2 separate regions of the Homo sapiens genome follow, and region 1 is linked to region 2. A link is a loop called in an ENCODE intact Hi-C map of the cell type or tissue named here. Cell type or tissue: CD4-positive, alpha-beta T cell. All regions are shown on one strand. Links, peaks and the distances in the headings refer to the core of each region. The heading gives the core; the rest is flanking DNA. Region 1 has its middle 110 kb from the start of FAM76B. Region 2 holds the start of LOC105369441 (a long non-coding RNA gene).

What was found. Peaks named below come from ENCODE experiments on the same cell type or tissue, not always from the same donor. Only the 100,000 strongest peaks of a DNase experiment are listed, where the experiment ranks them.
Region 1: it touches region 2 in a loop (1.9-fold over the local background); 1 of 110 quality-filtered maps calls a loop at or near these places.

What each region holds. Positions count from the first base shown.
Region 1 is chr11:95,666,737-95,683,542 of GRCh38, forward strand. No RefSeq gene overlaps it. Among named protein-coding and RNA genes, the nearest start is that of FAM76B, 110 kb to the right of the region's middle. In CD4-positive, alpha-beta T cell, for the core only: no CTCF peak of the experiment used is centred there; a DNase peak (open chromatin) is centred at 8,095.
Region 2 is chr11:95,608,528-95,625,333 of GRCh38, forward strand. LOC105369441 (a long non-coding RNA gene) reads right to left here and starts at 6,880. Exons shown (of 2, transcript XR_947931.3): 1 at 6,533-6,880; 2 at 3,155-3,463. In CD4-positive, alpha-beta T cell, for the core only: no CTCF peak of the experiment used is centred there; no DNase peak of the experiment used is centred there.

The DNA of each region.
Region 1 (16,806 bases), core at 4,072-12,071, 57 kb after region 2:
GGCTCATCGACGTTCTGAGCTTCTTGAGAGCAGGACTATGTGTTTCATATGCCTCTATAAACCTAAGCTTCATGTGAACTGTCTTAAATCTTGCAGGCATTTACTTTAGTCAGACCATATAGGTCGGAAGAAAGATAGATTTGCTTAGAATATCTTAAAAGAATGGAATTAATTGCAGAATTACATGTATCCTGGTGCTGGCAAGCTGCTGACATCTCATTACCACGTCTTACCATGTTTTCTTTACAACAGCTTGAAACACTCTTTTTACCGGAATTACTCCTACTTGTTAATTAGGTCTGAGCTTAAATGACCAATTCCAATGGGAAGTCTTTCTTGAACTGTTCAGACTAAGTTAGCAGTATCTGCTATGTACTCCTGCAGTACACCATACTTTTTCTATCAGAGCACTTACAACATTTTAAAAATTAATAATCTGTTCAGTTTTGGGCTCCATGTCTGTCTTGCTATTGAATCTCTAACGCCCAGCCTTGTACAATAGGCACTTAATAAATGTTTGCTGAATAAATAATTTCTCATGCTTCTACTTCTCTCTGGAACAATCACAGTCTTTCTCTCGCTACCGACTGACTTACTGTTTTTATCCTCTCTCTAGTTTTACTGAATTCATAGTATCTGCTGTTTTATAATGTCTACTCAGCCATTATCTATCCTGATACTTCTCTTTATTTTCCTTACAACTGGACACCATCCGCCATGGTCCTGATCCTTCTTCATGACTACTTTCTATCTATACTCTCGGTTTTGTATTCTGCTTGTAACAATTTTCCGGTGCAAATTCCAAATAGAGGGAATCTGGTTTCTTCACCTCTTCTCTTCATACCAGGACACATTATGGACTTTTTTAGGTGTTCACCTCTAGTCAATGGCTATAGCAGGGGGCAGAGTCACATAGAAGTAAATACAGCTGTCTAGATCCATCTTTTAGCAGGAGGTACATTTCCTTAGAAAAGATTATGGGTGTGGCAGTCACCACAATTGAAATGTGTTATACAATTGATTATCAAAGGTAACTATAATTCTTGCCAATTGGCTCCAAAAATATCCATAGTCTCAAATATACAAAAATCAGGTATTTTATCTTCTCAATATACCATCTAAAAGTGCCAGAACAAGTACTTTCTTCCTTTCAGCACCTGAGGTAATTGGCACAGAGAATTTGACTGACTGGCTGAAGATCACACAGTTAGTCCGAAACCTGTTTATTATGGCGGGGGTATTAATCTTATTAGCTGGGCCCTCTTTCACATGTTCAGTCAAGTTTCCTCTCACTTCTCAATGCCCAGAATACCTGTCCAAGTAAGCCTCAAAAGGTTCAGTTTTTATTAAGAAATTGAAAGAATGGAGATTACTGATTGAGATTCTTAAAAGTTTGGCTTGAAACTACTGTGGTTATCCTCAAGTAATACAATTCAATTCTTCCCACTCCTTCCTTTCTCAATAATAAATAACCAAGGCTATTAAGATTGAACAGAACTTCGTTTGCATTTATTTTACCTTTGACCATGAGAAGTCTCATTGAGGAGTCGCCATGGAGACTATGATGTCATAAGCAACACAATGTGCTACACTGAAGCCCCAGAGAATAAAAGTTAGGGTTTGATGGAAGCATTTTCTGGGCAAGTTTATTGCACTTAACGAGAAAATGGAAACTTGACTTGAGAAAAACATTTCTAAACATTGCACACTGCTGGAGGTCAATTGGTGTGGCCATTGAAAGCTTCACAGAGAAAAATGACTTTACAGTTTAATCACACTAACAGGCCAGAGTGAGGGAATAAAGAGAGTGTGTGACCAAGATGGCTGCTCTTTGGACAGCCTGTTCCCAAGCTGGAAATAGTCCAATTTTTGGTGGCATAGTAGAATCTATCTATCGAATTTTTCAGTCATGTTGGAAGTTTACTACATGATTAAATCAAAATAAACTGAGACTAAATAAATCAGAGTAGACGGTGCTTACCAGAGCCTTATATGCACTCAGGACCACATGAACTGTGGTCTTCTACAATGTCAAGTATCAGACACTCTTCCGTGGGCTTTCCAACTCCAATTCCTTTTTTACACTCAGTCTTTGCCACCCTGATCATTTTGGTAGCTCACCATCAGAGGTCTTTTTTCCCCCAGCAGTTATACAGACTACAGTTTTCCACAAAGAAGAAAAATAAACACAATACTAAAGGAAAAAGAAAAATGGAGAAACAAAAGAGACCTGAGGTCAGACAGCTGGGGGTGATAGAATTGAAAAGTTGCAGGCTTCAAGACTGAAATAGGTATTATAAATAGTAGATGTACAGGATGAGCAGGTATATACATGTCAAAGAATCAACATGTTCCTGATATACCCCAGGATTCTTTCAAATCTACAGGAGAGTGTTAACTTTCAATTTAAGAGTTGTAACCATAAATTCCATATGACAAGGATTTTAAAGAAGATAGAATTATATCAAAATATATTTCCTGTAATTAAAAAACTACATAAGTGAAGACCTGTTTATTTCTTACCGGTTTTAAAGTAAAATTTACATAATATAAAATTTATAATTTTAAAGTGAAAATTCAGTGGCATTTAGTACATCCACAATGTTGCACAAACACTACCTCTATCGTCTTTTGAAACATTTTTATCACCCCAAAATGAAGCCCTATATACATTAAGCTGTTACTCCCTATTCCCCCTATCCTGCAACCCTTGGCACCTGCCAATCTATCTATTTCTATGTATTTATTTATTCTGGATAATTCATGTCAGTAGCATCATACAATATGTAACCTTTTATGTCAGGCTTCTTTCACTTAGCATGTTTTTGAGGTGCATTCTTATTGTGGTACTTTATTCTTTTTGTGGCTGAATAACTTTTCATCATACTGATACCCCACAATATGTATTTATCCATTTTTTATCTATTCATCCATTGATCGGCATTAGAGTTGTTTTTACATTTTGCTATTGTGAATAGTGCTGCTATGTACAGGTAATCTTTTGAGTATATGATTTCAATTCTAGTGAGTATATACCTAGGAGTAAATTGTTGGGTCATATAATAATTCAATGTGGAACTGTTTTTCACAGTTGCTGAATCATATTACATTCCCATTAGCAATGTATGTGGATTCCAGTTTCCCCACATCCTCCCCAACATTGGCTACTTTTCATTTTTCTTTTTCTTTTGTTTTTCTCTCTCTTTTTTTTTTTTTTTTTTTTTTGAGATGGAGTCTCGCTGTGTTGCCCAGGCTGGAGTATAGTGGCACAATCTCGGCTCACTGCAACCTCTGCCTCCCGGGTTCAAGCAATTCTTCTGCCTCAGCCTCCCGAGTAGCTGGGGCTACAGGTGCGTGCCTACACCCAGCTAATTTTTGTATTTTTAGTAGATACAGGGTTTCACCATATTGGCCAGGCTGGTCTTGAACTCCTGACCTCGTGATCCACCTGCCTTGGCCTCCCAAAGTGCTGGACTTACAAGCGTAAGCCACCATGCCTGGCCCATTTTTCATTTTTTTAATAGCTATCCAAGTGGGTATTAAGTGGTAAGTCATTGTAGTTTTGATTTGCATTTTCCATAATGTTGAGCATCTTTTCATGCTTTTGTTAGTCATTTGCATAACTTTTTTGGATAAATGTCTATTCATATCCTTTGTCCATTTTAAAATTGTGTTATCTTTTTGTTGTTGAATTGTAAGAGTTCTTTATATATTTTGGATGTTAAGTCCTTATCAGATATATTATTTGCAAATATTTTGCCATTCTCTAGGTTGTCTTTTTATCTTCTTGCTAATATTCTTTGATTCACACGTTTTTAATTTTGATGAGTTCCAATTCAGCTATTTTTTTCTTTTGGTGTTTTTAGCGTCATATCATAGAAACCATTGCCAAACCCAAAGTCATAAAGATTTATGTTCTTGCTAATGAATTTTATACTTTTGCATTTCATATTTACATCATCAATTCATCTTAAGTTGATCTTTGTATATGCCATGAGGTAGAGATTCAATATTACTCTTTGCCTGTAGATATAAAGTTATCTCAGTATTATTTGTTGAAAAGCTCATTCTTCCTCCATTGAATGCTCCTGGCATCCTTATCATAAATTAATTGGCCATAGATGTAACCAAAGAGGTAAAATACTATAACATTGCTTTAAGAAATCAAAAGTTGACTTAAATAAATGAAAAGACATTTTGTGTTCATGAACTAGAATACTTAATATTATTACTATTTTTTAATTCTTTTTCTTTCCATCTTTTATTTTAGATTCAAGAGGTACATGTGAAGGTCTTTTATGTGGGTAAATTAAGTGTCTCTGTTGGGTGTACATATAGTTTTGTCACCTAGGTAATCAGCATAATACATGAGAGGTAGCTTTTCAAGCCTCACCTTCCTCCTACCCTCCACCCGTAAGCAGGGCCCGGTGTCTACTATTCCCTTCTTTGTGTCCATGTGTACTCAGTGTTTATATCCCACTAATAAGTGAGAACATATGGTATTTGGTTTTCTGTTCCTGCATTAATTCACTTTGGATAACGGCCTCCAGCTCCATCCATATTGCTGCAAAGGATATGATCGTGTTCTTTTTTATGGCTGAACATATTCCATGTACCACATTTTTTTTTATCTAGTCCACCACTGATGGGCATCTAGGTTGATTTCATGTCTTTGCTATTGCAAATAGTTCTGGACAAACATACGCGTGCATGTGTCTTTATAGTAGAATGATTTATATTCCTTTGGGTATATACCCAGTATTGGGATTGCTGGGTCAGATGGTAGTTCTATTTTAAGTTCTTTGAGAACTCTCCAGACTACTTTCCACAGTGGCTAAACTAATTTACATTTCCACCAGCAGTGTATAAGTGAATACTGGTCCCAACATAACAATAGTCTCATTGGTGATATAATGGAGAGAGACCAGAGAATCAAAAGTTACTTGCCCAAAATTATATAATTATTACCAGCAAGCTAGAGGTAGAATCCCGACCTTCCTAACTCTATCAGTGTTTTATTTTACTACACAACTCTGCTTCTGCCCTGTATCAGAAGGAAGAAGAAGGGCAGAAAAACTCTTAATTTGGGGAGTGTTGGTAAAGAGTGAGGAAAACTCTAAACTGAATATATCTTTCATGTCATTATTCTTCAAGAGTTACTGCCAAGGGGCAAGAGGTGACAGTGAGAATTAAACAGAATTTTTTGCAGTTTCATGAATTTTCCACTGGAATGCGCTGATGAACACCAGCTGTTTCATCTTCTGGGTATGTTGAGATTTTTTTTTTTTTCTGCTCAATGTTTACTGTATGCCTGCAACGTACAAGGGGATGTTGTATTCTGCTGCTTCACTGGCTCCACTGGAGTTAAATAATACTTTCCAATTTTAAATAGGGTGCATATGGGTGATATGGGAGGTATTCTCTGTTGGCAGAAACCTGTAGTTTGAAAAAAAATGAGCCAGACTGTAGGGAAGTAGGGAAGCAATCTGAAACATCTTTTTCTTCCTTCTCCTTTCTGCACGGCAGAAGTCAGGGCTACTGCCCTACAGAGCAGGCATGGCCTATGAGACGTTGCCGCTGGAGAGACACTTGTCCCCTCAGTGTCCCACCTGAGTAAGGTGTAGGAAAAGCACAGGCTTAGGAGACAAAGATATGAGTTTGAATCCCAGCTACTCTAGTGCCTAGGCATTTGACCTGAGACAAGTCACTCAGACTCCATGAGCTTTGCTTTTCTCACCTGTAAAAGGGGAATGACAACATGTATCATATAAAACTTTTATGAAAATAAGATAACATACAAATAAAATAACTATCATATACTATATTTGGAATGTAGTATATGCTCAATAAATGTTACTCTTTATTTCACTTTCTTTGGTTTCAGTTTTCCCTCCACCCTGACTGACTTAAGTAGAAAGCAGAGCTGAGTTCTAAGTACATGACATTGGGGACTCACATGATATGGCCTTTGCAGGGCACTCTCCCACTTTAGAGGTCTAGGTTGTTTGAACATCAGGAGAGCAACCCCCTCCTCAGCATAACCTGAGTCCTGACACAGCTACTTTCTATTCCTCAGCTGCCACAACTTATCACCAAAAATGGCCAAACCAACCTTTCCTTGCCCAGGCTCACTTTGTGCAGAGACCTATTGGACTTGTAAACTGTCTTTTACTCCATTGGAATAGAAATGCTTTGCTTTTGACAGCTAAATTAAAATTTTCCAATAACAAGGTTGGTAGTTTCCCTAAATGCATTGTACAGTTTAGTATTTAACTATAGATTTTTATGTTATTTCATATCTTAACTTTAGGACTTTTATCTCCTTAATCAGACTGAAAGCTGCTCAGAAGATGTCTTACATCTTCTGTATTAAATGTAAGAGATGTCTTACATTTCAGTATTCTCAAGTTGTGCCTAGCACAGTGTCTTCAAAAGATACCTTTTTACTTCACTGAGAGCCAATTTGGATAAAAGCTAAATTTAATCCACACTAAAAGAATTATTCATATAGCAGTAAGGTAAGACCAGATAGATTATTACTTTGTAGGTAATGGGAGTAATGTTAAGGATTTAAATGAGGCAAAACAAGAGCCTATCTTTACCAAAATCTTGGCAGCCAACATGATTCTCATCCACAGGACTCTTTAGTACCTCCTGTCAATGGCCCTGATTTGGCAAAAGCTGGCTCATTGGGCTAGTTATTATTTTATGCATGTACCCTCAGCCTTAAGCTATTTGAGATCAAAAACATGCTCTTTTGATCTTTGTACCCTGCCTGTCTAGCACAGTGCTGGCCACATTGTAAGTGCTTAATAAATGTTGTTGACGGCAAGTGACATATTCTACCATTGAAGTTGAGATGACATTGAGATGCCCATCAGAGCTTGGAAATAAGACTTCTCTTTGAAGGTTGAACTAGTAAATCAGTTCTGAATGGGTATGATCTGTTATCTCCAAAAAACACTTTATAGAACATTATATTCTGGAAACAGAAGATCAGAGACAGGAAAACAAATGACTGCATTTATTAAAAAAACCCTGAAACCTAATAAATTATCTCAATTAATTTATTTTAGAAACAGAATGAATATATAGACACAAGAAGTCGATGCACATGGAGCCTAGGAAAAGGCCAGAGAGCAAAAATTTGTCAATGTTGGTTCAGCATTGTCCCAAGTAGAGGAACTTAATGTAGCCACTAGAATATTCACTGATGAGGTGGCATCACTCTTCATTGAGCTGCCTCAGGGCCTGCCCTAGGGTATCTCAACTTTTATCACTGAGCTCTCACCTCCATAAAGGTAGAAACTGTCTAGTTCATCATGGTGTCCCCAGCATCTAGCCTGGTGGCTGGCATGAGACAGGTATGCAAGAAAATATTCATTGAATTAAAGAATATTCTATTTATTTAAACATTAAAATTTCATTCTCCTTTAGGTTAATTTGAAACTAAAATGAAATTATATGTCCTATGTTACTAAAATGAAATTCAAATTATTCCAAATTGAATATGCTTTGTCCATATCACACACCCTACCTCTCTCCACTGGAGCTCACTTGCTCTCCCAGGAAGGCAAGCCTTGCACTCCTTTTTCCAAATGCCTCCCAAGGTCCTTTGGTCTGGGGGCCACAGACTCAACAGTGCACCTGATTTCCTCTGAACCTCTTTTCATGAAAGAACAACTGTATTATTATAGCATTTCGTCATTTCTAAAAAGTGATGTATATATTTTCACATTTATAACATTTGTAAGCATCTTCCAACGAGCACATTTAATGTGGTATTAATTTTGTTCTCCAAAAAGTATCAATTAACCCATGGTGTAATCTAATTATCAGTAACATTTTTAAATCATAGAAATACAGCAACTCAGTTTCCTACGTACTTTAATAACAGAAACAGGGGGCATGGATGATAATTATATAAAATTCAGACACTGGAAAGGAATAGCTACTTTACAAATGAATAACTCAAATTCTGATTTACATATTCATCTCCTGTGAGTTCTGTTATCTTGATTAAGCCCCAGAGAGAATCAGTCAAGTCTGAGGCAATGAGCACATTAAGTTCCTAGTGACACGCACTCTGCTCCTCCCCACCAACCAGCAAGGCCTCTCTGGGCAACCAGGCTTCCTCCTCTCTCATCAACATCTGAGTTCAGCCTTCTTTAACCAAAGCACGATGATTTTCATTTGGCCTAAACCTCTTCTATCATAAGTAGGCGAAGTGACAGGAATTTTCCAAGGTCACCACTCTGGGGTACAATAGAGTAAGAAACTAGGTAATGTTATAGTTATTTTTTGACTCAGAATCTGCTCAATGAACATTGAAACCATGCCCTCCTACTCAAAATAAACTATCTCCAGATATGCCACCATCTACCCTTTTTCCTACTTGCCACCTGACTCCTGACACTAACATTATACCCCCAACTGCTCCAGTGATATCTGGGTGCCAATGCCATCTCATAGAGTATCCACATGCCACCTTCACTATGAATCGCTTCCTTCACATCTATTTTAGACCACAAAGCAATGGTAATTGACATCCTTTTAACTTCACACTAAAACTCCCAGTGGCACCACTTCTATTTCACTCTCTCTCCTATTTTGAATTCCTCTTTGAAAGACTTTCAAACTCACTCAAAACAGACCCTGCTGGGAGCCTGACTATCTTAATCCTCTGCAATCTCTCTACTTTAGTTAGGATGTAGACTGAGCTGCTGTTACAAAGAGACAAAATAATGGCCTAAATAAGATGAAAGTTTATTTCTGTCATGGGACAGTCCAAAGGTAAGCAGTCTGCCATCCTGAACACAAGGATGCATATATGGGTCCCAAGTGGCTGCTTCAGTTTACATCATCTCCTTGTCATTGGGATGGAGGAAAGGAACTGGGAAGATGTGAGCAAAAGTAATAACAGTCATTCTCTTTCCTCCTTCCCATGCAAAGGGTGTACATCCTGACTCCATATCCAGTGGTGTGTTCATTTCCTAGTATAATACCAGAATATTTAAAAGCCAGCTATTGTTCTCTAAAGGGCGAGGATATTTCTAGCCTTGGCAGCCTCAAAGAATATTTCTAGCTTTGGCAGCCTCTGGCTGGCTCCCTAATGTGTGGTTGCTACCGTCTATTCCATTAAGTTCTCCTTCCTCAAACAAAGACAAACCTTGAAGGCCCATCTACTTAAAAGTGCTCAAATTAACTTGAATCAGGCCAATAGCAGCAGCATCTTCTTAAAAATAATGAGAATTGGAGAAGGAACGTGTAATAAAACAGACACTAGGAAACAAATTTGTTTTATTTTTCATCTATTAGCATTTATGAATAAATGCAGATAAAGAATGATAAACAGTGCCCTGTGCTCAACACTGGGGGTAAAGGTGAATTAATAGGCATGATTCTTGTACTAGACGTCTTTCATGTCCTCTCTCCACCTTTCTCACCCTCCTCTCTGCCAGATGACATCAGTGGGTTTCCTTGCCCTCAGGTTCCCAGTAGAAATTAGGAAGGATAAAGGAAAATGAAGTAAGGGTATCTGTGAACCCGGCCCCCTCTCCGTGGAGTCAGCTTGGTTGGCTGATCTACAGCCAACTCTGCTAGCCAACCATGACACATCTCTCAAAAGGGGCTGCTCTGCCCAGGATGCTCCTCTGCACATGAATTTCTCCCTCCAGATCCAGTGACTGCCTTCTTGTGTTACCCCTAGAGACCTAGGGTGGCAATGGCCCCACTCTTACTAGTTCTAAGGTACTGAATCATCCCCTGTGGGTGTTTCTATATCTTGCCCCGACCAGTGTAACTTCCCCTAAAATTAAGCCATGCTCAAAGTGTCCTTCGATCGTGTGTCATCTTTTCCCTGCCTAATGAAGTTCCTGTTCTCAGGGAACTTACTGTCGGGTGCAAGGGGACAGACAACCAACAGACATATAATTACAAATTGTGATAAGATCCATGAAGGAAACAGAACAGGTGGTGTGAAAGAGAATAACAACTTGGGGCCTAATTTAGATAGGATGGAGATGGCATTTAACCTAAGTCCTAGAGAATGAGAAGGAGCCAGAGTGGATTCTAGGCAAGGAAGGAAGAGTTTACAGAGGCCTTGAGATAGGAGAGAGTTTAATGCTCAAGAAATTGAATATTTTCAACAAAGATGCCGAAAACACACCATAAGGAAAGGACAGTCTCTTCAATAAATGGTGCAGAGAAACGTGGATATCCACGTGCAGAAGAATAAAATTAGACTCTTAACTCACACTATCTACAAAAATCAACTGAAAATGAATGAAAGACTTAAATGTAAGACCTGAAGGTGTAAACTGCTAGAAGGCAACAGAGAAAAAGCTCCATGATCTTGGTCTGGGGGATGATTTTTTTGGATTTCACCCCAAAAGCCCAGGCAATAAAAGCAAAATTAGACAAAGGGGATTGCATCAAACTAAAAAGCTTCTGCTCAACACAGTGAAGATACAACCAACAAAATACAAAAGTATATTTGCAAATCATACATCTGATAAGGGGTTAATATTCACAATATATAAGAAATATATCTTACAACTCAATAGTAAAAAAAAACCCAATTAAAAATGGGCAAAGGACCTGAATAGACATTTCTCAAAAGAAGACATGCAAAGGGCCAACAAGTATGTGAAAATATGTTCAACATCACTAATCATCAGGGAAATGCAAATTAAAACCACAAAGGTATGTTATTTCACACCTGTTATAATGGCTGCTGTCAAAAAGACAAAAGATAACAAGTGTTGGTGATGATGTAGAGAAAAGGAACCTCTTGTACACTGTTGGTGAGAATGTAAATTAGTACAACTATTATGGAAAATGATATGGAGATTCCCCAAAAAATTAAGAATAGAACTACCATATGATCCAGCAATCTCACTTCTGGGTATATATTCAAAGGATATTAAATCAATGTCTTGAAGTACTATCAGCACTCCCGTGTTTATCACAGCACTATTCACAATAGCCAAGATATGGAATCAACCTAAGTGTCCATCAACAGATGAACGGATAAAGAAAATGTGGTATATGTACACAGTGGAATAATAGCCTTAAAAAACAAAGAAATTCTGTCATTTGTGACAACATGGATGAATCTGGTGGACATTAAAAAGTGAAATAAACCAGGCATAAAAAGACAAAAATACTGCATGATCTTACTTATATGTGGAATCTTAAAAAGTCACTCTCATGGAAACAGAGAGAAAATTGTGGTTATCAGAGGCCATAAGGTGGGGGACTGGGGAGATGCTGGTCAAAGAACACAAAATTTCAGTTAGGGGGAATAAGTTCAAGAGATATATTGTACATCATGATGACTGTAGTTAACAGCAATATGCAGTGTACTTGAAAATTGCTAGTACAGTAGAGTTTAAGTGCTCTCACCAAACAAAAAAGATAAGTATGTGAGGTATCATGCGTATGATAAATGGCTGATTTAATCTTTCCACAATGTGTGCATGGGTGTGTATATACATACATATAAATATACATATACACCCACACACACATATCACATTGTATGCCATAAAAATGTACAATTTTTACTTCTTAGTTTTTTTTAAGAAAAGCCATAAGTAAGAAAGTCACATGAAAGAAACATAAATGATCAATAAATATATAGGGAAAAAAAGACCAGTGTTGCTATGTGGCATGAAATAGAGTTGAATAACTCAGTAATCTTATATACAGACTCAAAAACACTTGTTTACAGTGGTTTCTAAATAATTTTCTCAGCCCTAAAAATTATATATAGGCTTTTATCACACTTTTCCTAATTTCTCAACTATTAACATCTTAGTTTAGCTAATATTTAGAAATTTTTAGATTGCCATGTGAACAGTGATTCTGGTAAAGAAAATAGTCATTTAGGGAAAACCTCATTTTAGTCTGTACACAAAATAAAGCTCAGCCAGACCCTTTTCCAACACCCCTTGTTTCTCATTAGTTTTCCAACTGAAGACATTGTTAATTCAAATAGTCAATTAGCCAGATCCTCTAATGACTCCCCTTCCATTAAGATCTGCCTGACTGCGTTATATCACCAGTGAATGGCCAGCCCCAGAATGTCACTGAAGAGTCCCATGGAATTCAGTATTTTAAAATCAGTGGCATTGGACAAGGACTCAGAGGACTTGACTTCCCTCAGTCTTTCTTTAAAGAAGGCCTTTGGCTTGGGCCTCAGTCCCTTCACTTCATCTTTCTGTAGAAGGGGCAGAGCTAGAAAACTATAGGGTCCACCCCAGCTCTGATAGTTTTTGAAGCTGGGTGGTAACCATCAACCTTACTAGACAATATCTGGTCTCCTTAAAATAAAATATCTCATTCTAGACCACTCTGACTCAAGCTTTTAGAATAAGCCTCTCTCTATCCTGTTCACTGTTGGCATTATTTCCTCACCATTCTTGGTTCTTTACTGGGAAACAGCAAAGAGGACTTTGGCCCTCAGGAGACACAACACTCACTCGGTCTAGTTTGAGGGAGTGTGTCACTCATGAACATCAGTTACTTGACGTGATGGTTAATTTTACGTGTCAACTTGCCTAGGCCATTGTACTCAGACATTTGGTCAAACACAAGTCTAAATGCTTTTCGTTAAGCTACTTTTAGATGAGATTTAAGTCAATTACACATTTAAATCAGTAAACTTTGAGTAAGGCCGATTACCTTCTATAACATGAATGGGCCTCATCTGATCAGTTGATGGCCTTAAGAATAAACAGACAGAGATCCCAAAGGAAGAGGGAATTCTGCCCCAACCACCCTCGGACTTGAGCTGCAACATCAGCTTTTCCCTCGGTCACCAGCTGGCTGGCCTACCCTGCAGATTTTGGATTTCCCAGCCTCCACAATTGTGTGAGTCAATTCTTTAGGAAGTTAAATTTTAAAACTCCTTTATGAACCATTTTGTAGGTATTCAAATCAATACCATTAGATCAATATGGATAAGACATATCTTCTCCCCCTCATGCCACACTCTGGTCACTAGCACCAGTCAGTAATCCTTCTGAGCCACAGACTTCCATTTGTAACATGAGCATATAAAGTAGCTATTCTGCTGACTTTAGGATATTGGCACTAGGAGCATGGAAAAAAAATGTGGAAGTACTGTATAAATGGTATGATTAAGCAACAGCAATAAGGTATGCCTGATTATTATATTTACTATAAATTGTAAACATATATAATTAGGAAATTTTCCCCCACAAAAAAATGTATCCTATTTATCAGACTGAGTTAAATCATACTCATTTCTAACTGGAGTCAGTGTCTCTTCAGCTTAGTGATCAATGTAGAGAATCCTGTAGTGTGCATAGAGAGGAAGGAGAGAAAATAGTAAACACTGATTTTTCTTAAATAAAATGAAAGCCAGAATTCACATTAACAAAATGAGAGTGGTAAACACCGTAAATACATGCTCATCCCCCTCATTTAGGTCTTTTGAAAAACATGTTATATAAGCTGCCTCAACCCCTGCTGGGAATTTTGTGAACAAACAATGAAAAAGAAGGAAAGAAAATGAAAGGGAGAAATTGAAAGAAATTATGCAGAGAGGGCAGGAAGGGGTTCCCTAAAGAGTGACACATGCAACTCCTGATAGAACTTATGCGAAAATGAAAACAAAAAGGTGGGTTTCTATAGTCAACTAAGTTTGAGAAATGCAAGTTAAACAAGTTTCTTTAGGACAGGTGTTCTTAGAAACTTTTAAGATATTAATATACGTGGTGAAGTAAAAGATGCAACCGTTTGCATTTTCTGAGATTTTCTCATTCTCTTTTCCTGTTATCTCAAAATTCTTTGATAATAGTTTCTCCCTCCACTGCAGGATCATCTCATGGGATGAGAAAAACAGCTTGAGAAGCCTTGGTGTACTGAGAAAAGTCCTAGTCTAGACATCAGGAGTTCTAAGTTCCAGCTCCCACCCTATCACTGACTCTTCTCTATGCTCTTGGCAGGTTGCTTTAAATTCTTTTAGCCTCCAAGCTCCAATGTGTAAATAAAATGATTGCATCATCTAAGAGCTCTCAGATTCTTTCCAGCTCACATACTTCCCAGCTCAAATATTCTATGATTCTACACAAGAGGGTGAATAGAAATATATATTTCCTGAGAAGTAACAAAGCACTTCTTGGTAAAACAAAAGAACCCTTGTTTGCACAGTCCTGTATGTATAGTCTTTGAAGGTATTTCTTCCAATTTCTATTTAATTCACACAACTCTGAGAGACAGCAATATTTATCATGCCTGTTTTACAGGTGAGGAATGCTTCCAACAGGCTTCCCAGACTCAGTATTCCTTTCAAATCCTCCTCCATATGCTGTCAGAGTGATATTTCTAAAACTAAATATCTACCCCTTACTCAAAATCCCTCCATGGCTCCCCATTGCTTACCTAAAAAAAACCAAGCACATTATACAGCATGTAAGGCCTGACTACCTCCCCATCCTCCTTACTCATAGCTCCTTACAGAGACAGCTAAAAGGAGAGCCAAGATAGAGAAAGAGTTTTTACAATGGGAGATTATATATTTGGGATCCTATTGATAGGCCGATAGGAAAAAACAATAGAGAGGGAAATACTGAAGACACAGGCAAGAGAAAAATATCTTAATGACCAAGCTCATCTAAGTCTGACAGCCTTCCTTGAACTCTAACACACACACGGGCTGCGTGAGGAGCACTGCCCTATTCTCCCATAGCACCCTGTGCTCACCCCTGTCATAGCACCTACAATACTGAATTGAGATTTTCTGTTTATGGATTCCTTCATCTCATACATTGCAAGCCACTGTTATGAGCTTCCCATTGCTGCTGTTACAAATTACCACAAACTTCATGGCTTAAAACAACAAAAATTCATCTTACTATTTGGGGGCGTGGGGGTAGAAGTCTAAAATGGGTCTAATGGCTAAGATCAAGGTGTTGGCAAGATTACATTCTTTCTGGAGGCTTTAGAAGAAAATCCATTTTCTTGCCTTTTCTAGCTTCTATAGGCTGCTTACATTGCTTGGCCTTGGCCTCTTTCTCACTTCACTCTGACCTCTGCTTCCATTGTCACACCTCCTTCTCTGTGCCTCTGCTTCTCCTCACTCCCTCTTTCTCTCATATGGACCCTTGTGATGACACTGAATCTGCCCATATTTAATCCAAGATAATTTTCCAATCTCAAAATCCTAACTTAACCACATCTACAAAGTTCCTTTTGCATGTAAGTTAACATATTCACAGATTTGGGAGATTAGGATGTGGACATTTGATGGTGGAAAGGGTGTCAGTCTGTCTAGCATAACCTTCAGGGGCAGACCATGTCTTAGTCATTCTTGAACCTCAAATGCCTGCATTATAGTAGCTGCTCAATAAATGCCAGTCCCCTTTCCGTCTATATGCAGCACTTTTGTGTATGCTTCATTCAGTTTGCACAATTGTCATGTTGAGAGAAAAATATTGTTATTTGGGGGAAGGTGCACTGGATTAACAATAGAAGATCTAGGTTCTTAGTCCTAGGTTTCCCCATTCTCCAAATGAGAAAACTGAGCCTTGAGCATTTAAATGACTGTGTCATGTCCAAGTGGTGATGCTAGGATTTGGAGCCCACTCTGTTTCCATTTTAGTACTCTAATTCACCAACATAGACATGTGGTGGTGTTTTACTGTATTATGAAGGTAGGTCAAGATCTTGATTTAGGATAAGAACTGATGTCAGTATCTTATATCAGTAGAGAGGGTGGGATGGAGTGGATATTTATAACAGTCTTACCATCTCCAGAGGTTATATATATGGATTTACTTAATGAGGAACCCTAAAGAAGTTAAGCTTTGCTCTCACTGAGTAACTTTCCTTTTACCTCATTTGATTTCCAACTGTTTATTTCCTCAGGAAAGAATAATCCATGAACTTTTGGACCTTACAGTGCCAAACGTAGGCCACACTTCCCTGTATTGTGCTGCTTGTATAATTCCTGACATTAGCATAAGCCTCAGTCTAAATGAGGCTGTTTTGTGTCTTCTCTGGAAATTTCCCCTGGTGCTCAGGCTGCCTGTGGTTGGCTATGTGGGATCACAGTTAGTCATTCTGGTTGAGTTCACCATCATGCTTGCCAGCTTTTAAAGCTTTGAAGCCATATCTCGTCAGATCAGACTCCCAGCTCTGTTCCTTCTTTCTTTCTCATGGAATACCCTTTTACTAAAAATCCACTGAAAATCCACATTGAAGATTCAGTCTTCCAGGAAATCCACCCAATGTCATTCTAAGCCAGTAAGTAGATAAAATTTAAACCAGGTAATTGAGACAATTTATGTTTCTATGAATACCCATTACTTTAATCCACGAATCATTTTTACTTTAGTTTATCCTAATTTTCTTTTTAAAGACAGGGTCTCACTTTGTCACTCAGGCTGGAGTGCAGTGGTACAATCAGAGCTTGCTCACTATAACCTCAAATTCCTGGGCTCAAGGGATCCTCCTGCTTCAGCCTCCCGAGTAGCTGGGACTACAAGTGTACACCACCATGCCAGGCTCATCCTACTTTCAATAGTACATCTTAATATTAACTACATTCTACAATGCCAACAAACTTCAAATATTCAGGATAATCTTGAAATATTTTATCATTGGGATAATCATTTTTATTTCCTATCCTCCCCACAAATTTGTTCTTTTTCCTCCTGTATTTTTGTATCATTATTCTACTTTCTATTTACATTCTTTCCAAAGTTGAACAATTTAGTTACTGTCTTCATCCTTGCAGTGAATGTAGATGTTTGGTCTACCTAAAATACCTTTTTC
Region 2 (16,806 bases), core at 4,840-12,839:
AATGAAACTTCTATGTGATTGATGAAACCGTTTATCTTTTAAATCAAGATGCTTAACCATCTACATAGATACATTTACAGAAATATAAAGAAGTTGGGCAAGTTACCAAAGAAAATTTCTAATAATTCTGATATTTCTGAATTAACCATGACATCCTAAGACTGATAAATGTAGCAGAATATTGTGTAATACCCTCCTTGCTTTTTCTTGAATATACTTATCTAAGCTCAAAAATTTTCAAATCTGTTCTTAGATGCTGGATTTATTTATTTTTATTTTTTGTGTGTGATTCTGGTTGTAAAAAGAATTCACATTCATGGTTGTAGTTTTAGAACAAAAGAGAACAAATAAGTACATGTGATAAGCACAAGCCTTGAGAGTCACTTGTGTGTGTAGGTCTGTATGAAATTGAAATTATGCCCTATTTATTGTATTGGCATATAAATGTTTTTTACTACATAATATTAATCAAGTAGAAGTATTATATAATAATTAACCAATTCTATCGTTTTAATATTGTTTAATTTATGACTGCTCACTTTTAAATAACACTATTATGAACTTTCTAATTTATAATTCTTTGTGTGCATTTATAATCATTTCTTTAGAATATATTCCTTGGTGATAAATTATAGTGTCAAAAGAAATAACATTTTAAGACTTTTATTATATATTTCCAAATTAGCCTCCAAATGTTATCAATTTTCAATGTGATGATGAATATGTAAGAGTATCTCTTCTCACACACTTTTAACATTAGTTATTAATACTGTCCAGATCTTTATCAGTTTGATAGATGGAAAAATAGAAAATAGTGTATCATATTTATCCTATTTGAATATCTTTGATTACTCATGCACCACATATGTAACAGTTTTCCCAAGGATAATTCTAAAAGGAAATCCACTCCATGAAGCATAAATGAATAATAGATTATGGTTCTATGTGTTACTGAGTCTTTCCATTGAGTTTTGTATTTATATGGCTAATTATTTTACATGTATTTAAGTTTTTATTTATGTAGCTAGTTATTTAAAATGTGTTTGTTTCGAGTTATTTTAAAAGATTTTTACCAGATGTTTGAGAAAGAAGATATGAACCATTATCGAACTTGGAGAGCAAAGATAGCTAATGCAACAGTGATAAAAGAAAAACTTCAGCCAAATTAAATTTAAAATAGTTTAATTGAGCAATGAACAATTCATGAATTCGGCAGCCCTCAGAATCACAGCAGATTCACAGAGATTCCAGGGGTGCCTTGTGGTCAGAACAAATTTATAGACAAAAAAGGTAAAATGACATACAGGAATCGGAAGTGAGGGACAGAAACAGTAAGATAGGTTACAACTCGGCATTTGCCCTATTTGAACACAGTTTGAACATTCAGCAGTCTATCAGTGGTTGAAGTATGGCCACTGGGATTGGCCAACACTCAGTCATTGTTACAGGTGCATACTATTAAGTTAGGTTTTCAATTTTATCTGACTATTAAGTTAGGTTACAGTTCATCCACAAAGACTCAAATATGGAAGTATGGGGTCCTTCTCAGACCATATTTAGTTTGCTTTAACAATTCCCTCCTTTTGTCATTTTCTCGGTTTTGAGAGATTGACCAAAATCTTGGCCATTGATGTTACTATCACTATCGTAAATGTACTTAAATGGTTTTGAAATCCACTGGGAAACAGTAGAACAGTGGGTTTTGAAAGAAGGGAATAAGGACTGAGTAGAGGGTACCTCCTTATGCTGGAACATCCTGTTTACAGGAGAAAAACAAAACCTGGTCTGTTCTAGAATCTATGTGTTTTCTTAAAGCCTTAGTTTGATTATGTCACATTTAGCATGAGTGACTCCATTTTAGTTTGGTTTGGTTTGTTGGGGTCTAGTGTATGAGCTCAGTCCAAAATAATGGTCTCCCATAATTTTGTTTACAAAAAAAAATCCCCGACCTGGCACGGTAGCTCAAGCCTGTAATCCCAACACTTTGGGAGGCCGAGGAGGGTGGATCACCTGAGGTCGGGAGTTCGAGACCAGCCTGACCAACATGGAGAAACCCTGTCTCTATCAAAAATACAAATTTAGCCAGTCATGGTGGTGGATGCCTGTAATCCCAGATACTCAGGAGGCTGAGGTAAGAGATTTGCTTGAGCCTGGAGGCAGAGGTTGTGGTGAGCGGAGGTTGTGCCATTGCACTCCCGCCTGGGCAACAAGAGTGAAACTCTGTCCAAAAAAAAAAAAAAACCCTTTTGGCCTTGGCCAAGTTCTCACGTAGGTGAGAGTGTGACCAAAACTTAGGGCCTTAGCGCCACTCTCAGTTACCATCATTTTGGGTTTCTGGTCTAAGCATGTGATTCATAGGTTATGGTGTCCTCATGGTCACACATTTCTTTCAGCTTTTGTCATTCCAGTTGAAAAGAAACCATTTGACATTCTAGAGATGGCTGCTTGCAAACATTTAAAACCTTTGAGAGAGTACAGTGCCCCAGAGAGACTATTATTATAACTATTGGGAGGATAATGCAAGAGTTCGGAGTATGCTCCTTACCAAGGGTCCCCATAAACCAAACCACATAAAATTAAATAGATTAAAGAATGAGCTAGATGAAGAGTCTACTCGCTTGACTAAGTGGTCTTTTCATTAATCCTCCGCAACTGAAATTGTATAATTTACATTTGATGTACTTCTCCATAGGCCACAACTGTCAGTAGCTGTGCAAGTACTTTTATGTTTAGCCAATTCTATTATTTAGCATATCTTTCACAAGAGAATTTAAAGTCTGTTGTCTGTGTATTGATGTATTGATGTGTAAATTCTACTAGAGCTTATTGTGAGGGTGACATTTCTAATTATTGCCTATTTTATTCTAAACCATGAAAAAAGGACCTAACAAATGATGTCCTTCTAGAAGAGTGAAGGTCTCCTGGCAAGGTTCTCTCTAATCCATGATGTGGGTTAAGAGGTGTTTTGACTGATTATGAGGCAACATATGTACCCCCAAAGTTTCTCACCTACATTGGGCCTTCATCTTTTATCTATTAAAGTATATGGTAATTCATGTGTAAGGCTGGCTGCAAAATCCCTCACAAATAAAAATACACCCTATAAATAAATGCACATAATAGACCCCCTTTTCATTTCTATTGTTCAGAGACATAAACAAGGAAAATATATTCAAAGATAAGTCTCTCAATAGTAGAAGTCTTGATTAGTGATCTTGGGAAAAGCAGTTTACATCAAGGATGCCATCTTCTTCTGGGGAGAAACTTTCCTGGTTAGTTTTACCTTAAGGGTTCCAATGTATGTACAGTTCTAGGAGTGTGGAGGGACCCTTCTCCATTGTGAGATTATGAACCCAAGGTTCAAGGCTCCAAAGTTTTGCTGTAGTGTGGATGGTAGAGATAGTCTTTTTCTGATGTTCTCAGAAGATCCTACCTTCAGGCTCTAGATCATGAAGGGATTGTCCTTAGTGAACCATGAAAAGATTTTTTTACTAGGTGAAAATACACTGTTGCACAATAATCTACTGTTGTAACATCAGCCCTCTTGCATGGGAAAGCTTTTATACAAACAGAAAACATGCATTGAAAATGACAATTGAATGAAATCCCTTTATAAATGTTAAATGGTCCATCAGGTAGCCAAATGTACCTGAAGCTTTGATTGTCTTCCCAGGACTATGGAACCAAACATTGGTTTTAAACTATTTCCACAATTTATGTCACCACATCAATATACTCAATTTGGGTTATTTTATCTTTTCCATGACAAGTCATGGAATGCAGAACCTTTAATAACAAAAGCTTTAAGGAATCAGGAAGGACAAGGTGGCTGTCCTGGTTCTTCATGAGTGCATGCTTAACACTAGGCTTATGTCCTCTTGAATACCAGTTGTTTCTTCAATTTAGGTGGGTTATCAGAGGTAATTTGACTTAGACCATGGAGTTCATTCAAACTGCATATTTAAACAATTTTAGTATTGACCAATTTAGCATGATAATCTAGAGTTTGATTTTGAAAGGTTTGTTAAATAACAAAATTTTAAACATTGGATATTACAAAATAGAATCTTAGGTTACTATAAGTCATTCATTTAGCCAAAACGATAGCTCAAAAATTTTTTAAAGGAAAAAACATTATTCTGATAGAGAGGAGACTCAGCTTTCCAAACAAGACCCAATGGAGATAGCATGAGGCCAACTGACTCTGTCTCCTTTCTTTCCCTTTCCCCCTTTTTCTTTTGTAGTTTACTTAAAAGGTAAATGAAAACGTTTCGTTATCTTTTAATACTACATAAAAATCCTTTTTAAAAGAGAAAACAAAATTTTATATTTCCATTGGTGTATTTGTAGTTGTAAAGCTAGTTTGTTTTTTAATAACATTTTATAAATCTATTCAGTTTAGTTAGTTTGACCATATGGTAAGATTTTTATAAACCTTTTATAACCCTTTACAATTTTTTTTTCAAAGCAGGACAATGTTGTAAGCAAACTCTGTTGTCCTTTTCTTCCAATGTCCAATTTATGGGAAAAAACTGAATAATGCCATTTAACTTTAGCCAATAGGTTCACACATAGAATTTTTATATAAACATTACACACAACACATATATAATTACACAGACAGACAGAAGAATATTACTACAGTAGTTGTAAGATTTTTCATTTGTCAATTTTTAAGTTTCTTAATTGATTATTGGCTTTAGGTTGGAGCCCTTGGAAAAAAAGGCCAGGAAAGGGGTTTCTGGTGCCTCCTGTTTTTCCCAAGGAGACCAGGCTGTTAGAGCTTGAATATCTGCTTTTAATTAAGCTGACTTTTAACCATAGCACTCTTTAATAACATCCTTTAAAAATTTTTTATTACCCAATTTTAGCCAGGCCAAACAGCCAATATTTCTGGCTGTTGAACTTTACCAAAGGTAACCTCCCAGGTGCTCAGAGAAAGGAAAACTTAAGATAGTACATGGAGGAGAAGAGACTAGACAAAGTCATGCAGATATTAAACCAAAAAGGACCTACTTCCTAAGCAGGGAATCAAACCCTGACCATCAGCGTGAAGAGTGAAAACCTTAACTACAGGACAGAGTAATATCTACTATATTTCCCAGAAGAAATCTGTAGTAGTTAATTTTGATCTTGAAAAGGGCTTTAACTACTCAAGATGATTTTTAGAGCTAACTATGACATAAAACCTAAAATTCCTGTTCTCTGGAAGGTAGAGACCAAAAGAAAGTACTGCCTCATGGTTACAAGGTCAAGCTCCTGAGGACATAAAATAAGATAGAGATAAACAGTGATTTTTACCATTCATTCAAACATTTGCACAGAGAGAGAGAAGCCAGAAACCTGACTAGTAAGAAATTCTTACCCTTTTGCTGGCACACCAGGCTTCTGGGTTCCCTTTTCCTGAGCGGCCCTAGTGACTCAGCTTGCTACACCATCTTACTGGGGCCAAGCCACATCATAAAGGAAAATTGTTCTGGCCAGAGTAAAATATGTGCGACAAAATATAGTCATTAGCTACTCTGATTAGCACCCAATGTCAAACTGGCAAGGCTCAAACTTGCCCCTGCTTGGGCCCCATCATTGTTAATCCAACCTCTGACCAGGAGTTTTAACCTGTGATCTCTGGGCAATATGGTCTCCCTGAGTAATAGAAAAGATAAGAAAGGGAAAGGAGAGTGAGAAAAGCATTGCCTGTGGCAGAGTGGGGAAGGCGAAATGATCAGGGAGGCCAGAGAAAGAGTCACCCATTGCAGTGACAGTGAAAAGTTCAGGTGGCTGCTTCTCAGTAGCAAAGGGATCTTTTCCAGCAGTCCCATCATCTCTCAAGTTTCCCCTTTTAGGGAGGGAAAAGTTCCCCATATTCCACAAACCTGTACATGTCTCATCCTGACACCCACAGCCATTGGCAAAGAATGCAAGGCAGATTCTCCCAAAGAGAATAGCAGTTGAGTTGACATGCTGTAGTGCCAAATCCATTCTTAGCCAAAACGGACTTTACTGAGAGCCCTCATTTTTTAAATGTACTTCAATGCATTGTTGTTCACTTCCACTGTAATTTATCTTTAGTAAGATTTTGCCATTTCTGTAAGATTTCGCTGCCTCCCAGGCCTAAAATATAAGCCAGAAGGAATTCAGTCTTCCAGAAATTAAGGAGCACAGTTTTACCTAAAATATTGGCTTCACACTCAGGTTCTCTTGATTAACTTAGCCAATGATTTTTTCCTACCTAAGCATGCAAGAAAAATGAAACAAAGGGGTATAACACAAAAATCCCTGTGAATTTTCAAAAGCCAAATTTTGTAACCCCTGCAATATTACTGCTTACTACCAAGTCCTTTTTGACCCAGTCAGATGTAAGAGGCCTCTGATTGGATCTAAGCCAGTTAATTCCCAGATCAAATCTGTTCCTGGACCCAATCCAGTTTCTGTAACTACTCCAAACCCAGTTTGGATTAGAAATTTGCTCAAAGAAACTTGGAGAGATGAAAACACAAATCCGTGGAGCTCAGAAATCCAAGAGGGAGCTTACCCAGGATCCCCAACTGCTCTGAGAGATCAATGGACACAAGTGGGTCATGCAGTGGTCCTGGGGGGCTGCTAGAAGTTCCACTTCGGATCCCGCTTCTGACACCAACTGACAAAAGAAAAACTTCAATTGAATTAAATTTAAAGGAGTTTAATTGAGCAATAAACGATTCGTGAATCGGGCAGCCCCCAGAATCACAACAGATCCACAGAGACTCCAGGGGTGCCTTGTGGTCAGAACAAATTTATAGACAAAAAAGGTAAAGTGACATACAGGAATCGGAAGTGAGGTATAGAAACGGTGAGATTGGTCACAGTTCAGCATTTGCCTTATTTGAATGCAGTTTGGACATCCAGCAGTCTGTGAGTGGTTGAAGTTTGGCTGCTGGGATTGGCCAACACTCAGCCATTGTTACAGGTGCATACTATTAAGTCAGGTTTTCAATTTTGTCTAACTATTAAACTAGGTTACAGTTCATCCACAAGGACTCAACTATGGAAGTAGGGAGTCCTCAGGACCCATACTTAGTTTGCTTTAACAACAGTTAAGACTACAGTTCTGGTACCCTACAATCTCCTCAGCCTGAATCCAAACTCTGCCACATAGCATTTGCAGGGCTTATGGCAATTTACTTAACCTGTCTATACTTCAGTTTATCTGCAAAAGAGAGCTGATAATAAAGACACTATCTCCTACAACTGTCATGAATATTAAATGGAATGATCATTCAAGGGAATAAGCAAACAAAAATTATTTAGTGCTATTGAACTGTGGTTTTAAAATTTGCCATGGTACTTCACTTCTCATCTATTTTGTTCTCCCATTTTAAGTATGGGAGAAAAAATTATATTATTATAAGTTTTATATTATTTTAAGTTTTATATTATATTATTATAATATATATTATACTTATATTATTATAAGTTTTAAGTGCTCAAGTTTGTTAACTTTACTAGGAATTCCAACAGTTATAACCCTTATGCCAAAAAGTTGTTTCATTGCTTATTAGTTTTTTGTGAGACATAGACTATTGAGTTGTACCACAGTTAAGTCACCTCCTACGTGAAATCATCTTTAACCACTCTTCCCTGATCCTAGCCCAACCCAGTTATAATTAATTATTTCCTCCTCTGGTTTCCCACGACACATCATTAATTCTCTCATAATAGCAGACATTGTAGCCGTATAGCCCAATTATAATTTTAAAAGTTTGTTTCCCACACACTCAGGTAGCTCTCCAAGATAGTGACTCTGTCTCACTCACTCTGTTTCCCTAGTGCCTCACAAACTTTCCAGCACATGGCATGTCAATGATGTCTAAACCATGACTGAGTGAATAATAGAGTTCCATTTGGGACACTGAGGATAAAATAACTTTGAACAGGGCCAAATGTAGGAAATGCAAAACAGATATTCATAAGCCATAGGCAGTGAACCACATGGACAAATATTTGAAACAATGACTTTTAGACATTGGACAATAGGCAGCAAAACAAATGAGGTAAGCCCTACAGATTCCCAGATGTTCACTTTGCAGACTGTGGTTCAAAGGGAAGAATCCAGAGCCTAGGAGACTCACTTAGTTGAAAAGAGGAATCAAAGAGCCCTGGAGATCTGCATAAAGGTATCCTTGAATCTTTAATTGAGTACTTAGCTGCAGACCTGAGAATGAAGCCACAAAGACTGGGGAATCACCAGAAAGCAAGAAGTCGAAAACTCCTCATAAAAAGCTGAGAATAGTTTGTGTTCTTACTAGCCAGAATGGAAAGATATTATAATACCTTGATCATTAAGTAGAATCCTCAGGACATCACCTTAGTATAAGAGCAAAATTATCCCCAGATTACAGGCTGCTCTAAAGTGGCAATTTTAAAAGCTTAAATCAAGTCTCAAAATAATAAAATTGATTTCAATACCTTAACTGGTTGTCAAAATAAAGTCTCAGCCTATTTAAAAATATGAGAAAAAAATCACACCGAACAATGTAAAATTTGTAATGTCTAGCATGCAATAAAAATATACTGGAAATGTAAAAAAGTAGAAATGTCTGACACATAACCAGGAGAAATATCATCCAATAAAAACAGACACAAAAAAGACAGAGGTGATAAAGTTAGCAGACAAGGACATAAAAACAGATATTATAAATAAACTCTACATGTTCAAGAAAATAGAGGAAAACTTGAAAGTAATGAAGAGATAAATGGAGGATAATAAAAAATGATCCAAGTAAAACTTCTAGAGAAGGCTACAATGAAAAATATATTGGGAGGCATTAACACAAAATTAGACACTAACAAAGAAATGATCGGCAAACTTGGCACATAGCAAAAAGCTATCCAAAATAAATATTAGCAACCTGTGAAACAATATCAAGCAGTTAACATACATATGATTAGAAAACAGATTTGAATTAATTGTACTCAAAGCTATTCCAAATTTGATAAAAATTATAAATGCATAGATCCAAGAACCCCAGAGTAAAAATAAACAAAACCATACCAAAGCACATCATAATCAACATACTGAAAACTAGTGATTTTTTAAAAGTCTTAAAAGCACTCAGAACTTCAGAACTTCCCTTCAAAAAACAGTTACATAGACAGGAACAAAGAGAAGAATGAATGCAAACTTTTCATTAGCTACTTATGCAAGTCAGTAGACAAATGAACAATACTTTTAAGGTATTGAAAGAAATAAACTATCAACTTAGAAATCTATTCCAAGAAAAAATATCTTTCAAAAATTAAGATAAAATAAAGAATTTATTAGATAACCAAAATCTAAGATAATTCACCACCAACAGACATGTACTGCAAAAAACATTAAAACAAGTTCTTCAAGCAAGAAGAAATGATACCAAATGCTAATTTTTATCTGCATAAAAGAACAAAAAGCACTGGAAATGATACATATGTGAGTAAACATATAAGATTTTTTCAATTTTTTAATTTCTAAAAAAGAAAATTGACTGTGTAAATATGAAGGATAATAATATATTGTTGAGTTTATAACACATGTAGAGTAAAATGTATGACAAAAACAGCATAAAAAATGAGAGAGAGAAAACAAAAGTACACTGTTGTAAGGTTCTCAGACCATTATAACATAATGGATATGTTATTTAAAGGTAGACTGTAGTAATGCAAATATACAATTTGTGAACCCTAGAGCAAGCACTAAACTAAAATAAGTAAACAAATAAATAAATGAAATAGAGATTTAACTAAGAAATCATAAGTGCATTTGAAAACGAACTATAAAAGTTACTAATTCCCAGGAACTGGAGATGGGCCCACTCACTCTGCTGCCAACACTGCCACATACACCCATTCACATGTGCCACCTACGAACCTGGAGACTGCCTTGCCCAGCCCATCACTGCCACTGCTAACATTAGCAAGTGCCACCTGGGAGCCTAAGGGTTATCCTACCACTGCTATTCCCATCACCCATGCGGGGTATGACGTCCAGGGACCTCAGGACCCACCCACACAACTGGCACACTGCTACAACTGCCAGTACACAAACAAGCTTTTTGGAGGCCCAAGAATTGGCCCACCTGGATCCAGTAACACCAGTGCCTGTATATGCCACTGAGTGGCCCTAGGTCAAGCACACTCCGCCTGCCACTGATACACTGGGGCTTGAGAACTGGCCCACTTGGCATACCTATCCCCATCAATGCCTCACGACAGCTTCTACTAACAACCTCAGCCAAGCCACTGAGGAAATCACAGATTCCTCTGATGCTATTCACAGCTGAAGAAATCATACAGAGACTACACTATTGCATGCACTCAGAATCAAAGCTAAAGTACCTTTGCCAACCAACAACTTTAACATATCTTCAGGAAAAATCCTTCTTCTATGAAAGTTAATCCAAAAACTGAAAAGAGCAATTGTTACATAAGGTGCACAAATATCAATATAAGGACAAGAGAAACATGAAAAAGCAAGAAAATATGACACCACCAAAAGATCACAATAATTCTCAGCAAGAGATTTCAATCCGGAAAAATTTACAAATTCCTAGAAAAATAATTCAAAATATTAATCTTGAAGAAGCTCTGAGAGGTCCAAGAAAATATTGAAAAACCAAATAGAAGAAAGAATCTCAGAAGTTGAAAACAGGTCTCTTAAAATGACCCAGCCAGAAAACAATTTTAAATAATGAATAAAAAAGGATGACCAAAGCCTGCATGACATATGAGACACCATAAAGTGACCAAGTATTCAAATTTTGGGGGTCCCAGAAGGCAAAGAGAAAACTAAAGGGTTAGAAAACCTATTTAACAAGATAATAGATTAAAACTTCCCAAGCCTAGCAAAAGATGTAGACATCCAGATTGAGGAAGCCCAGAGATCTTCAAAAATATACTGTTCAAAAAGGTCTTCTCAACAGCACATTGTAGTCAAAATGTCAAAAGTCAAAGACAAATAGAATTCTGAACTACAGCAAGAGAAAAGTATCTAGTCACCTGTAAATGAATCCCCATCAGGCTAACAGTAAATTTCTAGCAGAATCCTTACATGACAGGAGAGAATGGGATAATATAGTCAAAGTACTAAAAGGAAAAAAATTGTCAGTCAAGGATACTAATCTCAGCAAAATTATCCTTCATAAATAACGGAGAAAAAAAGACTTTCTCAGACAAGCAAATGTTAAGGGAATTCATCACCACTAGACCTACGAGAAATGCCTAAGAGAATCCTATGTCTGGAAGTGAAAGAAAAATATCCACCATCATAAAAACACACAACATAAAACCCATTAATAGAGCAAATATATAAACAAGGAAGAGAAAATGATAACACTACAGAAAACCACCAAACCACAGTGATAGACAAGAGGAGAGAAAGGAACAAAGTATATACAAAACAATCAGATATCAATCAACAAAATGACAGGAATAAGCCCTCACATATCAATAATAACCTTAAATAAAAATGGATTAAATTTTCCGCTCAAAAGACACAGGCTTGCAGAATGGATTAAAAAAATATGACCCACCGGGATACTCATCTCATCTGTAAGGCCACATATAGACTGAAAGTAAAGGGATGGAAAAAGATGTTCCACGCAAATAGAAACCAAAATCAAGCAGTGGTAGCTATACTTATATCAGATACAGCAGACTTTAAGCCAAAAACCATACAAAGAAACAAAGAAGGTCATAATATACTGATAAAGGGATCAATTCAGCAAGAGGATATAACAATGCTAAACATACATTCACCCAACACTGACCCTAAAGAAATGAAGATCTATGCACTTCCTGATAACAATAAAAATAATCCTCTTAAAGAAGCTTAGTGAGCTACAAAATAACACAGTCAACTAAACAAATCTTAAAAAACAATATATGAACAAATTAAAAATTTAATAAAGAGATAAAAACCCATAAAAAAAGAAATTCTGAAGCTAAAGAGCACAATAACTGAATTTTAAAATTTCATAAAGAGTCTCAATAACAGACTCAATTAAGCAGAAAAAAATAATCTTTGAGCAAAAGGCAGGACATTTGAAATTAATCGGTTGGAGGAACCAAAAGAAAACAGAATGAAAAACAGTAAAAAAAAAAAAAAAAAAAAAAAAAGCCTGTGGGACTTATGGGACAACATCAAGCAAACCAATATATGCATTATGGAAGTTCCAGATGGAACAGAGAAAGAAAAGAGGGCAGAAGCCTTTTGTAAAAAAATAATGACTAAAACTTCTAAAATCTGGAGAGAGAAATGAACACCCAGATCCATGAAGTCCGAAGAACTTCTTTATAAGAAATCATAATGGGAGTTCTTCAAGTTGAAAGAAAAGGACTCTAACAACATGAAAATATATGAAGTATATAACCCATTATAAAGGTAGGAATATAAATAGATTAAATACAAAGAGATCTTTAACAACACACATTATGATCAAATTTTCAAAAGCCAAAGACAGAGAATTTTGAAAGCACCAAGAGATAAGCAGTTCATCACATATGAGAGAACATAAGATTATCAGTAGATTTCTAAGAAACCTTGCTGGCCAGGAAACAATAGAAATGATATATTCAACATGCAAAAAGAAAAAAACATTTTAACCAAGAATACTATACCTGAAAACGCTGTCCTTCAGAATTGGAGGAGAGATTAGGACTTTCCCAGAACAACAACAAAAAGCTACAAGAGTTCATCACCACTAGGCTTGCTTTACAAGAAATGTTAAAGGGAATTCTTCAAGTTGAAATAAAAGCACTCTTAACAACATGAAAATATATGAAATATAAAGCTCATTATAAAGGTAAAAATATAGTCAAATCCTGAATACTTTAACACTGTAATGGTGGTGCATAAATCACTTTTAACTCTAGTATAAAATTAAAAGACAAATATATTAAAAATAACTGTAACTTCCTGTGTCCATGTGTTCTCATTGTTCAATTCCCACCTATGAGTGAGAACACGCGGTGTTTGGTTTTTTGTCCTTGCGATAGTTTGCTGAGAATGATGGTTTCCAGTTTCATCTATGTCCCTACAAAGGACATGAACTCATCATTTTTTATGGCTGCATAGTAATGCTAAATGACAAGTTAATGGGTGCAGCACACCAACATGGCACATGTATACATATGTAACAAACCTGCACGTTGTGCACATGTACCCTAAAACTTAAAGTATAATAATAATAAAATTAAAAAAACTATAACTACAATAATTTTAATTGATACATAATATATATAAATGGAAATTGTGACATCCAACATAAAACGTGGGAGAAGATGTTAAAGTGTAGCATTTTTGTGTACAGTTAAATTTGTTATTAGCTTAAAATAAACTGTTATAACTATAAGATGTTTTATGTAAGCCCCTTGGTAACCACAAAGAGAAAACCAGCAGTAAATACATAAAAGATAACGAGAAGAGAATAAAGCATACCATTAAAGCATAAAAATTATCAAATCATGAAGGAATACACCTAGGGAGAAAGAATAAAATGAAGAAACTACAAAACAGTCAGAAAATTAACGAAATGGCAGTAGTAAATTTTTACCTATCAATACTTACTTTAAATATGAATGAATTGAATTCTCCTATCAAAATATATACAGTATATGAATGGATTAAAAAGCAAGATCCAACTATATGCTGCCTAAAAGAGATCACTTTAGCTGTAAGGACACACATAAGCTGAAAGTGAACAGAAGGAAAAAGATATTCCATGCAAATGGTAACCAAAAGAGAGCAAGGATGGCAGTAATTGCATTAAATAAAATAGACTTTAAGTCAAAAAACTGTAAAACAAGACTAAAAAGGTTATTATATAATGATTAAGGATCAGTTTATCAAGATGATGTAACTATAAATAAATAAATACCTACTCAATATCAAAGCACTTAAATATGTAAAGCAAACACTACAGAAATGAATAGACAAACAGCATTCAATGATAGCAGGAGACTTCAATGCCTCACCTGCAACACTGAATAGATCATCCAGATAGAAAACTGATAAAGATACAGTGTTGAACAACCCTATAAATCCAATAGACATATACAAAACATTTCACCTAACTGCAGCAGGATACACATTCTTCTCAAACACACACAGAAAATTCACAAATACATGAAAACAAAGCAACACACTCCTGAACAACTAAGGGGTCAGTCAATAAAAATATCAAATAAGGAATAAAAAAACTTAATGAGATTGATATCATCATCTTGATGAGAAAGATGACAAATGAGAATGAAAATACAATATATCAAAACTGATACGATGCAGCAAAAGCAGTTTATAGGGAATTTTATAGTGATAAATGCTTACATGAGAAAAAATCTTCAATAAACAACCTAAGTTTATACTTCAAAGAAGTAGAAAAAGAAACACCAACTAAGCCCAAAGTCAGTAGAAGATAAGTATTAATAACAAAGATCAGAACAGAAATAGATCAAACAGAAAAACAATAGGAAAATTCAAAGAAACTAAAAGTTAAATTTTTTAACATAAATAATATCGATATATCTTTAGCTAGTCTAAGACAGGCAATTCAGATATATAAAATTATAAATGAAAGAGAAAACAATATACTAATACCACAGAAATGCAAAAGATCATAAAGGACTACTATGAACAATTATATGCAAACAAATTGGAAAACCTAGAAGAAATAGATAAATTCCTAGATACATACTATCCACATAGACTGAATCATGAAGAAACAGAAAATCTGAACAGAACAGTAATGAGTAAGAAGATTGAATTAGTAATCTAAAGTGTTCCATGAAAGAAAAGCCTATAACCTAGTAAATTCTATCAAACATTTAAAGAAAAAGTAATTCCAATCTTTCCTAAATTCTTCCAAAAAATTGACAAGGAAACACTTCCAAACTCATTTTTTAAGGCCAACTTTATCCTTATACTAATGCCAGTCAAGGACACTACAAGAAAAGAAAATTACAGGCCAATATCCTTGATGAACTTAGATGCAAAAATCCTCACCAAAGTACTGGGAAACAAGATTCAACAGCATATTAAAAAAAAATTTACCATGATTAAGTAGGATTTTTCCCTTGGATGCAAGGATAGTTCAACATACACAAATTAATAAATGTGATATAGCACATTAATGGAATAAGGGACAAATCCATATGATCATCTCAATAGACGTAGAAAAAAGATTGGACAAAATTCAACATCATTTCATCATAAAAACTCTTAACGGATTAGGTATATAAGGAATGTACCTCAACACAATAAAGGCCATGTATGACAAGCCCAAGCTAAAATCATACTCAAATGGTGAAAAGTTGAAAGCTTTTCCTCTAAGATCAGGAATAAGAAAAGGATGCCTTCCCTTGTCATTTCTATTAAACATTTTCAAATTCCAATGACATTTTTTATAGAAAATGAAATCCTGAATTTTTTTTTCATAGAAAATAAAATCCTGGCCGGGTACGGTGGCTCACACTTGTAATCCCAGCACCACGGGAGGCTGAGGAGGGCGGATCACAAGGTCAGGAGTTCAAGACCAGCCTGGCCAACATGGTGAAACCCCATCTCTACTAAAAATACAAAAATTAGCTGAGCATGGTGGTGCGTGCTTTTAATCCCAGCTACTCACAAGGCTGAGGCAGGAGAATTGCTTGAACGAGGACCCAGGAGGTGGAGGTTGCAGTGAGCCAAGATTATGCCACTGCACTCCAGCCTAGGATACAGAGCAAGAATCTGTCTCAAAAAAAAAAATCCTAAAATTCATAAAATTCATCTGGAATCACAAATGACTCCAAATAGTCATCTTGAGCGATCTTGAGCAAAAAGAACAAAACTAGAGGCATTGTTCTCCTAATTTCAAAATATACTACAGAGCTATAGTAATCAAAACAGCATGATACTAGAATAAAAGCAGACATATAGACCAATGGAATAGAATAGAGAGCCCAGAATAAATCCATTCATTTACAATCAATTGCTCTTTAACAAAGCTGACAAGAACACACAATGGAGAAAGGACAGTGCCTTCAATAAATGATGTCAAGAAAACTGGGTATCCATGAGGAAAATAATGAAATTAGTCCCTAATATCATACCATATACAAAAATCAACTCCAAATGGATTAAAGACTTAAATGTAAGACCTTTAAATGGGTGTATGGATAAAGAAAATACAGTGTGTATGGGTGTATACATATCACACACACACACACACACACACACACACACACACACACATACCAGAATACTATTCAGCCTTAAACAAAATAAAAAACAAAAGAAAGAAATTCTACCATTTACCACAACACGGATATTGAGGATTTTTGCATCAGATCATTATTGGGGTTCAAGATAAAAACAGTTTAACCTGTTCGTCAGAATCATGGATTCCACATTATACTCTGTGTAATACTATTAAAGATCCCCTCCGATTAAGCACCTCACTTTATACTCACTACCTGGATATTAAGGTTTTGTAGAAGCCTCTAAAATTGTGTGAAGCAAAAATTCATACAATAAGCAACGTACACGGTATTGCAGGAAAACAAAAATACCTCTGTAAAAATATCTCACTCTCACTTTAAAACTGCAGAGGACAGCCTTGAAGTCTAGAATGTCTAATTAATTTGCTTAATGTCACAAATCAAGTAAAAAATAAGAGGGAGGAGGATATGGAGAGTTTTGAGAGAAATACTGTAATTTCATTTACCGTTTTGTGTTCTGACTACAAACCCTCTTTCCTTCTTTAATGTAGTCATAGAAATATTCCCCTGCTTTCTATTTGATAGTGTGTGCCTGTT